Linked DNA regions of Homo sapiens: region 2 is linked to region 1. Evidence: chromatin contacts called from ENCODE Hi-C or POLR2A ChIA-PET data. All regions are on one chromosome and are shown on one strand. The core of a region is the stretch at or near the end of the contact, and the rest is flanking DNA. Distances in the headings are between cores, read along the strand shown.

Evidence for each region. A loop is a pair of places that touch in the nucleus more often than their neighbours do. ChIA-PET counts read pairs that join two places held with the same protein, here RNA polymerase II (POLR2A). Pooled maps may share reads with other maps.
Region 2: a loop to region 1 is called in a map of endothelial cell of umbilical vein, with 8 times the contacts of the local background. The contact joins two enhancer-like sites. A Hi-C loop is called at or near these places in 41 of 168 maps with a recorded cell type or tissue (A673, B cell, CD4-positive, alpha-beta T cell and 31 more), 26 of 37 single-sample maps with no recorded cell type and 38 of 50 pooled maps. POLR2A ChIA-PET finds 5 or more read pairs at or near these places in 19 of 52 experiments (A549, A673, AG04449 and 15 more).

The regions. Positions count from the first base shown.
Region 1 is chr17:42,404,338-42,410,474 of GRCh38, reverse strand. CAVIN1 (caveolae associated protein 1) reads left to right here. Exons shown (of 2, transcript NM_012232.6): 2 at 5,087-6,137. The coding sequence ends at 5,788. Among named protein-coding and RNA genes, the nearest start is that of CAVIN1, 16 kb to the left of the region's middle. RefSeq lists an enhancer at 4,115-4,164. Within about 2 kb of position 2,799, at least 26 of the 41 ENCODE cell types and tissues checked have a DNase peak (open chromatin) inside an H3K27ac peak, as active enhancers do; they include HCT116, ascending aorta, dorsolateral prefrontal cortex and 8 more, where a contact is called at or near this core.
Region 2 is chr17:42,516,432-42,522,737 of GRCh38, reverse strand. It overlaps ATP6V0A1 (ATPase H+ transporting V0 subunit a1), which reads right to left. Exons shown (of 22, transcript NM_001130021.3): 22 at 159-1,711. The coding sequence ends at 1,618. Among named protein-coding and RNA genes, the nearest start is that of MIR5010, 5.4 kb to the right of the region's middle. RefSeq lists a silencer at 5,139-5,188 and an enhancer at 5,632-6,131. Within about 2 kb of position 4,102, at least 34 of the 41 ENCODE cell types and tissues checked have a DNase peak (open chromatin) inside an H3K27ac peak, as active enhancers do; they include HCT116, ascending aorta, dorsolateral prefrontal cortex and 8 more, where a contact is called at or near this core.

The DNA of each region.
Region 1 (6,137 bases), core at 1,550-4,049:
CTTTTGGATGCAATTTCACCCCTGCCAAGAATGCACGCTAGAGCAGAAGGGAGGGACACTTCTGCCCTTGGGGTCTCTCATCTCCTTGTCTTAGCAACCTCTAGCAGAGGTCCTGAATTTTAAAGACGTTCTCTCCCCTTCACCTCTCCCCTCCTCTGCACCCTCTTCTAACATACACTCTAAGCAGATCCTGGGTCTCTGAATTACCTCTCCAGTCTCCTCCAGCCATTCCCAGGCAGTGGTTGGGGACCTAGAGCTGGTCAGCCTTAAGTCAAGAGAGCCTCCTACCCAGACCCATGTGGCATCTGTCCCTTCTCCCTAACAAATGTGAAGTGCCTGGCCAAGGGCCAGATGTGTAATAGGTGCTCAATGACATTATAATCTTATAAAAATCTTCCTAAGCCAGATCTCGAGTTTAGACAGCAGGGTTGGGGGGTGGAGTGGAAGAGGCTGGGAGCCTCCCTGTGGCTCCTCTGCATCCATCGAGGATTGAGGAGCTATGTGTGCTTGGCAAAGGGCAGGGGGAACTGTAATGCTTTTGTTCAGAGCTGGTCATTAAAGGTAACTCTGGAAACCAAGCCTATTGGGAGTGGTGGTTTTGTTTAATAAAAACGAGAAACAGAACAAGCAGAGCCGTCCCTCCTTGCCATCCCCTGAGGTCCTTCCTTTGGCTTAGGAGCTCTGCCAGAGAAGTAGGGGTGGGACAAGGGTGCCTGGCCTGTGTGCCCAGGGTGGAGGGAGATGATTTTGGATTGTGTTTGTGGTGGTTGTACCAGCAAGCAGATGGGTGGGACCAAGACAGCACTCCAAGGCTGTGAGTCATGGGGGAAACCTGGCCTGGAGTGGAGAGGAAAAGCTAATGGTGAAATACCCTCTCCAGAGCCAGCCTATTGGACATCATCCCAGGATTCAGCTCAAGTTGTTTCGTCTCCTGTCCCCTGACCTTCCACCAAGAAGGCAGCTCCTATGGTGTAAGCCGTCACTCCAGGGGAAGCCTACGATGAATGGGGTTAGAGCCCCCAGATCCCTTACTGGTCTGGAGAGATTTCTAAATCCAGGAATAAACCTCCCCTTGGCCAGGCACAGTGGCTCATGCGAGAAATCTCAGCACTTTGGGAGGCCGAGGCAAGGGGATCACTTGAGCCCAGGAGTTTGAGACCAGCCTGGGCAACATAGTGAGACTCTGCCTGTACAAAAACTACAAAAATTAGCTGGGCATGGTGGCGTGCGCCTGTAGTTCCAGCTACTTGGGAGGCTGAGGTGGGAGGATCACTAGAGCCCAGGAGGTTGAGGCTGTAGTGACCTGTAATCATGCCACTGCACTTCAGCCTGGTTGACAGAACAAGACCCCATCTCAAAACAAACAAACAAAAACACAAAAATGGCCAGATGCGGTGGCTCGTGCCTGTAATCCCAGCACTTTGGGAGGCCGAGGTGGGAGGATCCCTTGAGGTCAGGAGTTTGAGAACAGCCTGGCCAACATGGTGAAACCCTGTCTCTACCAAAAAATACAAAAACTAGCCAGGTGTGGTGGTGCATGCCTGTAATCCCAGCTACTTGGGAGGCTGAGGCAGGAGAACTGCTTGAACCCAGGAGGCAGAGGTTGCAGTGAGCCGAGATCGCGCCACTGCACTCCAACCTAGGTGACAGAGTGAGACCATGTCTCAAAAAAAAAAAAAAAAAAGGCCGGGCACGGTGGCTTAGGCTTGTAATCCCAGCACTTTGGGAGGCTGAGGAGGGCGAATCACATGAGGTTGGGAGTTCAAGACCAGCCTGATCAACATGGAGAAACCCCGTCTCTACTAAAAATACAAAATTAGCCAGGTGTGGTGGCACATGCCTGTAATCTCAGCTATTTGGGAGGCCCAGGCAGGAGAATTGCTTGAACCTAGGAGGCGGATGTTGCGGTGAGCCGAGATCGTGTCATTGCACTCCAGCCTGGGGAGCAAGAGCAAAACTCCATCTCAAAAAAAACAAAAAAACTAAAAAACAAAAACCTCCTCTCACTAGGATTGCTTCCTTATGTTGTAGTTTGAGACCTTTCATGAGGCACTAGGAAGATGGCATTGGCTATAAGAAGTCTGCAGCTCTCTCCCCAGTCCCATTCACTTCCAAGTTCAGCTGGCAAAGACCTTTATCTAGGAAGCCACAGGCCAGGAAAACCAGCCAGCTCAGCCTTTAGGGGTGGGGTGGAGCAGGCAGCAGGGGTAGGGGAGAAGCGGGGGATGCTGGGGGTAGGGCAGAGAGACAAAGTGGATTTGTTTTCCAGCAGCTGGGGCTGTTTCCTGACTATTCCCTGCCTGTCACCCTTAATCCCTCCCTAGCCTATTCACATTGTCTGAGTTTAGTGAAAGGAGGGGCTCTCTCCACCCTTTGGTGGGGCGTGGGTGGGTTTTTAAGTCTGGGAGGTTATGAAGGAAAGATCAGAGCTGAATTTTTTTTAATATATATATATACTGGGGCTGCAGGTAAATTCTGGGTGGAGATGGATGAAGAGGGTTTAGATCCTACAATGATGTATAAGTCTTAAATGATATGCACTCCAGTAGCAGGCAGGGTAAGGGTGATTGTAGGAGCCCCAAAGTGAATGACTGGAAATCAGAGGGAATGCAAAGAGAAGTTGAGACTCTCCTACACTCAGAACAAGGAAAACACCCTTCAATGCCTCAGTGAATGATAAGAGGCAGAGGGATAAACAAAATGCCCTAGGATTGCCCATGATCTGCACTAAGCCGTCTATGGCAGGTAGAGACTACAAGTCCCAGCATGCCCTGTGCCCAGGTCACCTTGCCTGCTGGGAGGTGTAGTTGGGTAACAGAGAGCTGGAGGTGGCTTGGTGCCCAGCAGAGCTGATGCCCAGATGAGAGAAGAGGTGGAGCCAGCATTCCCTCTTTGTCCCTGCTAATGCTATTGACAAGAAGGGAAGGAAGTTGGGAGAGGGTGTTCCTAGTTTTCAGTGTAAACCAGGAAACTCTGGGGGGATGTTGATGGGAGGGAAGAGGAAAGAGGTTGGGGGCTGGGGAAGGAATTTCTGTAGCAGGTGGTGCAGAGATACCGAGCAGCCTATGTATAGGGGTGTGTGTGTGTGGTGTCAGTGAGAGGACTCAGTTTATGTTGCCTTAATTTCTTAGGGGACAGGATTTTTCTTATAATTCTGGGAAATGGTCTTCAGAAAACCCTTTAGAAAAGCGACTATCTCTCGTTCCTTCATTTGAAGTCACTAAAGGGAGTCTGGGCCAAAGAGATCCTATTGATGATCTTGGTCTGCCCTTTCCCTTTCTGTGCTCAGCCTCCCCTGCTCTCTGATGAGGGTGGAGGTGGGGGAGGGAGTGATCCAGAGATTCTGAAATGTTGGCCAGAGTCAAGATCTTGGAAAATCTTCCCGGAATGGAAAGCAGTTCTGGTGCTAAGTCCTCCAAGGAGAAGACAGAAAAGCAAAGAACTGGTTCTGAGCTCCAGGGTCATGGGGAATCTGAGACCACCCATCCTACTCCTAGACCCCTGAGCTCAGGCTTTGTGCTGGGGGCAGGGGGTAGGGAAAGCAAGAATTGAAAAGTAATCTCTCTTCTATCCCAAAGTAGGGAAGTCACAACCAGAAGAAATGTCCAGACTGGGGAGAAAACATGTCCGTGGCTCCCAGCCAGCTTCTTCCTCTTTCCAATATCAATTTCTAAATGTGGGGGAGGGGGAGAATGACCACTGGTGGAGCCAAACAGTATGAAGGAGTCAAAGAAGGTGGAGGTGGGGGAGGGTGGACCACAGTTCTCCATCTCTAAGGCTGGTTCTGAAATAGCTTGAGGCCAGGAGCAGTGGCTTATGCCTGTAATCCCAGCACTTTGGGAGGCCAAGGCGGGTGGATCATTTGAGGTCAGGGGTTCGAGACCAATCTGACCAACATGGTGAAACCCCGAGTCTACTAAAAATACAAAAAAATTAGCCAGGTGTGGTGGCGCATGCCTGCAGTCCCAGCTACTCAGGAGGCTGAGGCAGGAGAATTGCTTGAACCTGGGAGGCAGAGGTTGCAGTCAGCAGAGATCGTGTCACTGCACTGCAGCCTGGGCGACAAAGCGAGACTCCATCTCAAAAAAAAAAAAAAAAAGAAATAGCTTGAGTCTAGGAAATGCACTTCCTTTACTTTACCTGCTTGGGTGGGTAGGTGCAGCTGTGGGCTCAAACCCCTACCCGCTTTCAACTTAGACACTCCCACCACTTGCTTTTCGGCCTGGCTCGGGCAGTGTGCGATTTGCGGCACCAGAGGGCGCTCCGCCCATTTCCAAAGTGGAGCTGTGTCTCCCGAGGGCCGTAGTGGTTTAATATCATCTACGGGTGGAAAGGGATCAGGACAGGGTTGGACGACCACAGAGATTTTAGCCCAAGTGCAATTATTACGCAACCCCATCTCCGACCCGAAGTTTGGTCCCCTGCTCCCGCGGTCTGTTTAGTCACCATTCGTTCAACACACATGTTTTTTAGAGAATGGCGGCGCGAGGCCGGGCGCAGTGGCTCACGCCTGTAATCCCAGAACTTTGGGAGGCCGAGGCGGGCGGATCACCTGAGGTCGGGAGTTCGAGACCAGCCTGACCAATATGGAGAAACACCGTCTCTATTAAAGATACAAAATTTAGCCGGCGTGGTGGCGGGCGCCTGTAATCCCAGCTATTCGGGAGGCTGAGGCAGGAGAATTGCTTGAACCCGGGTGGCGGAGGTTGCGGTGAGCCAAGATCGCGCCCACTGCACTCCAGCCTCGGCAACAGATCGAGACTCCGTTTAAAAAAAAAAAAAAAAAAAAAAACAAGGAGAGAGAGAGAGAAAGAATGGCGACGCGGGGTTGGGGGGCCGGAGATGGGTGATATGTTGCCCAGGCTGGTCTCGAACTCCTGGACTCAAGCCATCCTCCTGCCTCGGTCTCCCACAGCGCTAATATTACAGGCGTGAGCCTACACACATTTATTGAGCGCCCGCCAGTTTCCTGGGGACCACGAGCGTCCCATGCTCCCCTCTCTCCAGGATCGTCACCACCCTGACTCAGGCTCGCCCACATCCGCCTCCTCCGACGCCTCTCATGTCCCTTCTCCTCTTCCCTTAGGATGAAGTGAAGCTGCCGGCCAAACTGAGCATCAGCAAATCGCTGAAAGAGTCGGAGGCGCTGCCAGAGAAGGAGGGCGAGGAGCTGGGCGAGGGCGAGCGGCCCGAGGAGGACGCAGCGGCGCTGGAGCTTTCGTCGGACGAGGCGGTGGAGGTTGAGGAGGTTATTGAGGAGTCCCGCGCAGAGCGTATCAAGCGCAGCGGCCTGCGGCGCGTGGACGACTTCAAGAAGGCCTTCTCCAAGGAGAAGATGGAGAAGACCAAGGTGCGTACCCGCGAGAACCTGGAGAAGACGCGCCTCAAGACCAAGGAAAACCTGGAGAAGACGCGGCACACCCTGGAGAAGCGCATGAACAAGCTGGGCACGCGCCTGGTGCCCGCCGAGCGGCGCGAGAAACTGAAGACGTCGCGGGACAAGTTGCGCAAATCCTTCACGCCCGACCACGTGGTGTACGCGCGCTCCAAGACCGCGGTCTACAAGGTGCCACCCTTCACCTTCCACGTCAAGAAGATCCGCGAGGGCCAGGTGGAAGTGCTCAAGGCCACCGAGATGGTGGAGGTGGGCGCCGACGACGACGAGGGCGGCGCGGAGCGCGGGGAGGCCGGCGACCTGCGGCGCGGGAGCAGCCCCGACGTGCACGCGCTGCTGGAGATCACCGAGGAGTCGGACGCCGTGCTGGTGGACAAGAGCGACAGCGACTGAGCCGCCCCCGCTGCCACCCACCCCATTCCTCGCTCCTTCCGAACTTCCTCTTTCGCATTCTCTCTCGGCTCGAGCTGGCTGAGATTTTTCTAAATTGAAAACACGCCCCCCTCCCCACACCTCCAGGAACTCCACTCCCAGTCTTAGAGCTGTTAGGACCCGATGGGGAGGCAGCCCCCGCAGTGGACAACCCCCGCTTGGACACAGTCCGAGTGGAATGGGAAGGGAATGGTCAATCCCTGTCCTGGTTGTCCAAGTCGGGATCTCAGAGGAAATTGCAGTGATTCCACGGTTAGGCCCCCCTGGGGGGGCTGCCTTCCCCTCAGCCTCTCCCCACACCACCCACCCA
Region 2 (6,306 bases), core at 2,853-5,352, 110 kb before region 1:
AACCAACTGCCCAGCCAGGCCTACTGAAGCTGTGGCCTTTGATAGAAGGAAAAGCAGCAATGCTGGAGGAGGGAGGCGAAGGTCAGGGGTCCACAGGGGCTCAAGATGGCTGAGCCTGGAGCGACGCAGGGGCTGTGGGCACAGTGACAGGCAGCTTCTCCGGGGAAGTCAAACATACTTTATTCAACATAGGAATGTCTGAACAGGAGGACCTTGGGCAGGGTTCCCTGAACTCTGCTTCAAACCCCACTGGAAACAGAGCAAAGATCATCACGAAAACCCAGGACACCAGGGCAGGGGGGCTGCACAAGGTCGGGTCAGGTCACAGTGGGCCAGCACACAGTGGCCCCGCCCAGGGCCAGCCCAGCCTGGGAGAGGGGATGAGGGCTCCAGGCAGCTCACTCAGAAAAGCCAGGGTAGGAGGAGGGCACCAGCCTGGCCCACTCAGGGAATTCTTTCTACCACTGAAAGCGGTGGGGATTAACTTAGCCAGGGCTGCCACGCCAGCACACGATTACAAGGTTCGGGGTGACAAGGAGGAAGCCCCTTGGCAGGACTGTGCAGCCCTCACAGCCACATGCACGGCAGCCCTGCCAATGGCTTCCAAACAGCAAACCATCAGTGACACTGACCTTCCCTGCCCAGGACACCCCTCCTGAGACCTGGGGCCAGTGTGGTGAGGAGGGGGCACTAGGGGCGGAGCCAGGCAGGCTGCAGGCAGAACCAAGAGGACCCCAGTCCCACACTGAAGACATCATGATTGGGGGTGGGGAAGATCTCAGGGTCTCCATCAGGGAAGAGCATCAGTCTGCACCCTCGGCCTGAGGGTGTGCTTGTGGGCAGGGCCCATGCAAGGCCTGGGAAGAAGCCAACCCCGAGAGAGGGAAGCCCTGTGCACTGCGGAGCAGCCAAGGCCTCTGTTCCAAGCATCCCGGCTGTGCTATGTAGTGCAGGGCATGAACGGGGAGAGAGGAAAGGATGGGAGTGCAGGGTGGGGTCAGAAAGGCGGTGTAGATATCCTATGACCCCTGGGGATGACAGGGAGAAGCCACTCATGATGGCCTAGTTGGGTCCAGCTGAATGCCAGGGGGGTGGGCAAAAGACGCAAATATCATCTTCCTGGACCCACCCCTGCTAATCCAAGAGTGGGACATGTTACCAGTGTCCCCTTCTAGGGAAGAATCTGTATTACTCCCCCCACTACTCCTGCTAGAAACTACGGTGGCAGATGCAGGGAACTCAAAGTCTAGATGTGAATGGCATGGGTGCTCCTTCCATCTACAATGCACGGGGAAGATGAAAGGGCTTTGGGATGGCGTGGGAATGCAGACTGGCTCACCACCAGGAGGTGGGAAGGGCTGTCTGGATGGATGGAGGCTAAGAGGGCAAGGCTGGTGCCCAGTGAGTATGAGTGACAGCCAGAAAATCACTACACTACACACAAAGCTAGGGGTGGTGGGAGACCCAAGGAGGACTATTCTATCTAAATGACTCACAGACAGGGTGACACGAATGAGCTGGTGCCCACAGATCACAACCAACAGGCAGAGAGGCACAGCTGATCACTGTGGAGGGAGGCGGGGAGGGTAGCATGGGGCACACGGCCCTCACAGGGACTCACTCTTCAAACTTCCCTTCCCGAATATGCTCGAAGGAGAAGGGTAAGAACTTGAAACCGGTCCCGCTGTAGAATTTATTCTGGAACTCAACCCTGGAGAAAGAGAAGAAGAAAGCTGTCATTCAATAGAAACTTTGTGAAGCTTTTTAGGACTTCACAGTTGGGCAGGAAAGATGCCCCGTGCCCACCTCACCCCGAGCCTCCCTTCCCTGGGGAAGCTAGAGAAAGCCCAGAGTGCAGAGATCCCACTTTTAAGGCCTGGGATCAAGAGTTCGACGCACGGAGGAAGGGATTTGCCCTCAGTTCCCAATCTTGCTCTGTCCTGCCGAGCAGTGTGTTTATGCACAACTCTCTGCAGAGAGGCATGTGCAAAAAAAGTTCAGTTACCTTGAGCCTAACATCGTTAATGAACAAGTGGCCCCCATCGCCCCCTCCTGGCAGGGGATCACACAGCCCACCTCTAAGGGAAGCCCCTCCAGAGACACTGGGCAAGCACCTCTGTTTGCTTGTTATTTTTCCTTGGGGGAGCAAAAGGGCGAGCTTGGAGTGAATGTTGAAGGCTTTCCATTTAAGGAAGGAAATTCCAAGGAAAGAGGGGGAGTTAGGAGGGGAAGTCTTCTCAAAGCAATGGCAAAAATATTCTCCAACCACAAAAACATCTGAGAAAGAATTCTTCTCTTGGGGACTAAAAAGAAAAAGCCTGAGCTCCCTTCCCAGCAGTTCAGCATCCATGCCTGATGGTCTCTGTGGGGCCCTTTCACTCTCAGGGAGGGTGGGAGGAAGACTGTCCCATAAGCAGAGCGAGGCTGCTTGGCTGTGCTTCCTCCTGCAAACTCACCCTGGACAGCTGCCCAGCAACCAAACCACACCAAATAAGGGCAGAAAAATGCATGATTCAGGGGATAAAAAGGCCAAGGAGAGCTGCCCTGAGGAATAGTTTCCACATGGTGCTGTGTGACCCTGGAGGCACCGGAGCCCCTATAAGAACAGGCAGGCGTGGGGGCTGGGGCAGGCTCCAGGTGACAGGTCACGTGCAGGGTGAGGGCTTTGAGGCGCTTTAAAGCTTCAGGAACCCTCTAGTTCCCTAACTCAGCTTTTACAAATGGAGATTCCTCCCTCCAAGCCAAGAAGGCAGGAATTAAGAGAACAGGGGCTGGGAGGTGGCTGGGGCCCAAAGGTTACAGACTGTTTGCCAGTGGCACTGGGAGTTCCTCAGAGGCCCCTTCACTGGGGTGCAGGCTGAGGAGCACCCCCTTGAAGAAGAGCGCAACCGAATTTTCTGAGTGGGAGTAAAAGCAGTCAGCTTTCTTCCCCACATCCCCACATTCCACAGGGGTGGGCCAAGGTCCTCCAGGAAAAACAGGACTCAGGAGGGGGAGGACACAGAGCTTCCAACTGACGTTAGCTGACGGTTCCCACCAGAGCAATTCCAAACCAGGACCTGGATTCACCCACGTCCCAACACCCCACCAAAACTACTTCTCCAAGTTCCAGCTACTGAGACCACCTCTGAGGGAACGCGGTGGGGCCTAGCAGTGGGTTCCTGCTTCTCACCCACTTGTGTTAGGTTTGAATTCTTCATGTTGAATAGACTGTGTTCCCATGTGGCAAGGGTTATTTCAGAACAGCTGAAACGAGATTTACATGTCCCCTTTTCATTCAACAATACATAGCCAGAGAGTGGACAAGTCACCTGAGGGTCCCAGGCCATTACCTAGGAGTGAATGTCAGCCTTGGTAGGGTATGCTGACCCCCGACTCCAGTGAGGTGTCCAGAACTCTGACCCCCACCCCCTCCTGGCTAATCACAAAACCATTCTAATCTTCAAACTGGGCAAATGGAGCAGCAGCTTTGTTTTCAGATGCCTGTGGGGGCACCGCCCTTTTCTTGGCACCCCTCCAGTCACCTTATCTACCCATGGGGGCCCAGCAAGGAGGAAGAGGGATATATGCCTGGGAGGGGCACATCAATTGTACTGTGTGAGCAGACAGGTGGCCTCCCTGACATACTGCCCAATACTGCCCCTCCCACCAGCTGCTGCTTTAGAGACTTAGAGCGGCCAGAACTGGGACATCTTGGGTCTATCTTGAGGTCAGCCTGATTTCACCTCCTTCCGTGGCCACCCTCACCCCAACCACCCAGCACAAAGCTGGAAAGCAATTTCCCTGCTAGTCTCCCCACTCTCTCCCGCTGAACTGGGGAAATGTGTGCTTCCTGAGAAAGTACAAACATGAAGTTCCCCAGGGCAAGGGGGGCCCCATCTGCCATCCTAGGTTCTTCCTTCTTTTTGGGCATCTCCACTGCTCTGCTCAGGGAGCCTCCAAAGTCTTGCCATGCCCCAAGACACTGAAATGCACCTCTAGAATTCAACAGCTGTGAGGAGAGCCTCAGGACGCCAGATGAGTGTCTCTATCATCTCTTCCAGCTCCAGCACTTGGCAAAGGCCACCTGGTGACTCAGAGGGATTAACTGGGGCCAAAAGACATCATTCATGCCACGTAACAGGAACTCTGTTTCCTCGAGTGGGTGAAGGAGGAAGGAGTCTTGGGGCCGCTTCCCTTCCCTGGTGGGGGTTGTGACTGAGGGCAGGCAGTCTGGAAAGACAATTCTGGGCTGAGCTGTTTATGTAGCCTGTTCTGCCACTCTCTGTGCCGTTCAGGGCCTACAACACACATCTGTCTGACGGCCTGAATATCAGGGCAATGATGGCAGCCTGGAACTACATTTCAAGAGTTCTGAGTTCTCCTGGGCAGCCATTCCCTCAACTGCTCCATGCTGTCATGCCGTGGCAACACTGCATTCCTAACAAGAAGCTGGTCCCCGATTCTGTCCCTTTAATCACCACCCAATCTGTGAGTGTACAGGTAGGTGTACATCTATGTGTATGTGGAATTCGCTAGGTAAGGAGAGACCAGGTTCCTTGGAAGGTATGCCCTGGGGCAATAGTTCTGCATAAAAATCAGTTTGATGTTTACAGTGATAACTACAATCAAATCCCTGTCTCATGCCTTCTCTGAGGAAGAAAAGATGTCTAATTATGGTAGGTAAGAAGCCAAGCACACTTCATGTGGCAGGAGGGAGGAAAAGAGAGAAAACTCAGGAGACAGAATTAGCAGATTAATACATTAGCCTGCTCACTGTTTTCAAACACATCACCCCCCTTCCTATGATGCTGCATGAATCTCACACTAGTGGTTTATATGTTATCGAATCAAATGTTTTTCTTATTGTCCCCACTGAGGAGACCAGAACTTGTATAATGGGGCAGCCCTTGAATCAGGAAACAGCAGGGATAAAGTGGGAGGTATGAAGATGCCTAGGATGGATGCCAGGAAGAACAGCAGCACCATCCCTACAGCTGGTTCAGCAGCCCCAGAGGCTCCACCCCTGGTAAGAGGGCCACAGCTCAGAACGCCTCCTGCAGTCCTGGGCCACAGGGAAGATCCAGGCATCCTGGACGCACAGCCGCATTTTGCCAGGAGGGGGCGCACAAGCACCAATTTCATTCACTTCTGTTTTAGTGGTGGGGGAGGCGCCCCACTCGTGTCACGGGAACAGCCCTCCAAAGACGAGATTCTGGAAGTTGCACAAAGGAGGTTTGCACTGTTTTTTCCTCTCCTACCCAATACTCCTATTGCCAAAATAAATACGACATATATGGGGAGGCTGTTCCTTGCAAACAGCACCTGAGGGCATTCTGATGGTATCCTCTGCCTCCTCTGGGGTCTTCTCTCACTCTAGACAGGCTAAAAGCAGTCTTTTTATGGGGGACCCCAGGCAGACACCCTCTCTCTAGGGCATCCCAGGTTTTTTTGTTGTTGTTGTTGTTGTTGTTGTTTTGAGACGGAGTCTCGGTCTGTCGCCCAGGTTGCAGTGCAGTGGCGCGATCTTGGCTCACTGCAACCTCCATCTCCTGGGTTCAAGCGATTCTCTTGCCTCAGCCTCCCGAGTAGCTGGGATTACAGGCGCCCACCATCACGCCCAGCTAATGTTTGCATTTTTAGTAGAGATGGGGTTTCACCATGTTGTCCAGGCTGGTCTCGAACTCCTGACCTCAGGTGATCTGCCTGCCTCAGCCTCCCAGAATGCTGGGATTATAGGTGTGAGCCATCGCACCCAGTAAGGGCATCCCACTTTTAAGCAGAGCAGCCACTACCCATCCTAGAGCACCTGCTTTTGCTGTGGCAGCACTTGGTGTGTGCATTACTTCCTACTTGCTCACAGTAATCTTGGCAGTGAATGTTCTGCTCAGGTTCCCTGCCTGGTGTGACAGTGCTGGAATTCCAACCCAGGTCGCCCAATTCCGGAGCCTGCTGTCCTGCCACTCATCACTTCAGTTCAGGGGGACCTGGGAAGACACGGGGAGGCCACAGGTGAGCCTGAGGAGGAAGCAATCTTCTGGCAACAAAATGAGGCTCAAGCCCAGGCGGCCTTGCTCTGCAACAGTGCCTTGCTCCCGCCCTGCCCAGGGAGATGACCGGCTACCCACGTGGGCTGGAATCAAGGTGAGGTGGTCACTGTTCCCTCAAACCCAGGGCTCAAGAGACAGGAGTGAAAAGAAAAGAAAGGAGGCCAAGGGGCAAGAAAAAGTGAGTCCTCAGAGGTTCTCGTGCACTGAGGAGGGCTGAGGAAGTGTGCTTGCGGGGGTCGGCTGATAAGCTTAGAACAGGGAGGCCAGCCAGATGAGC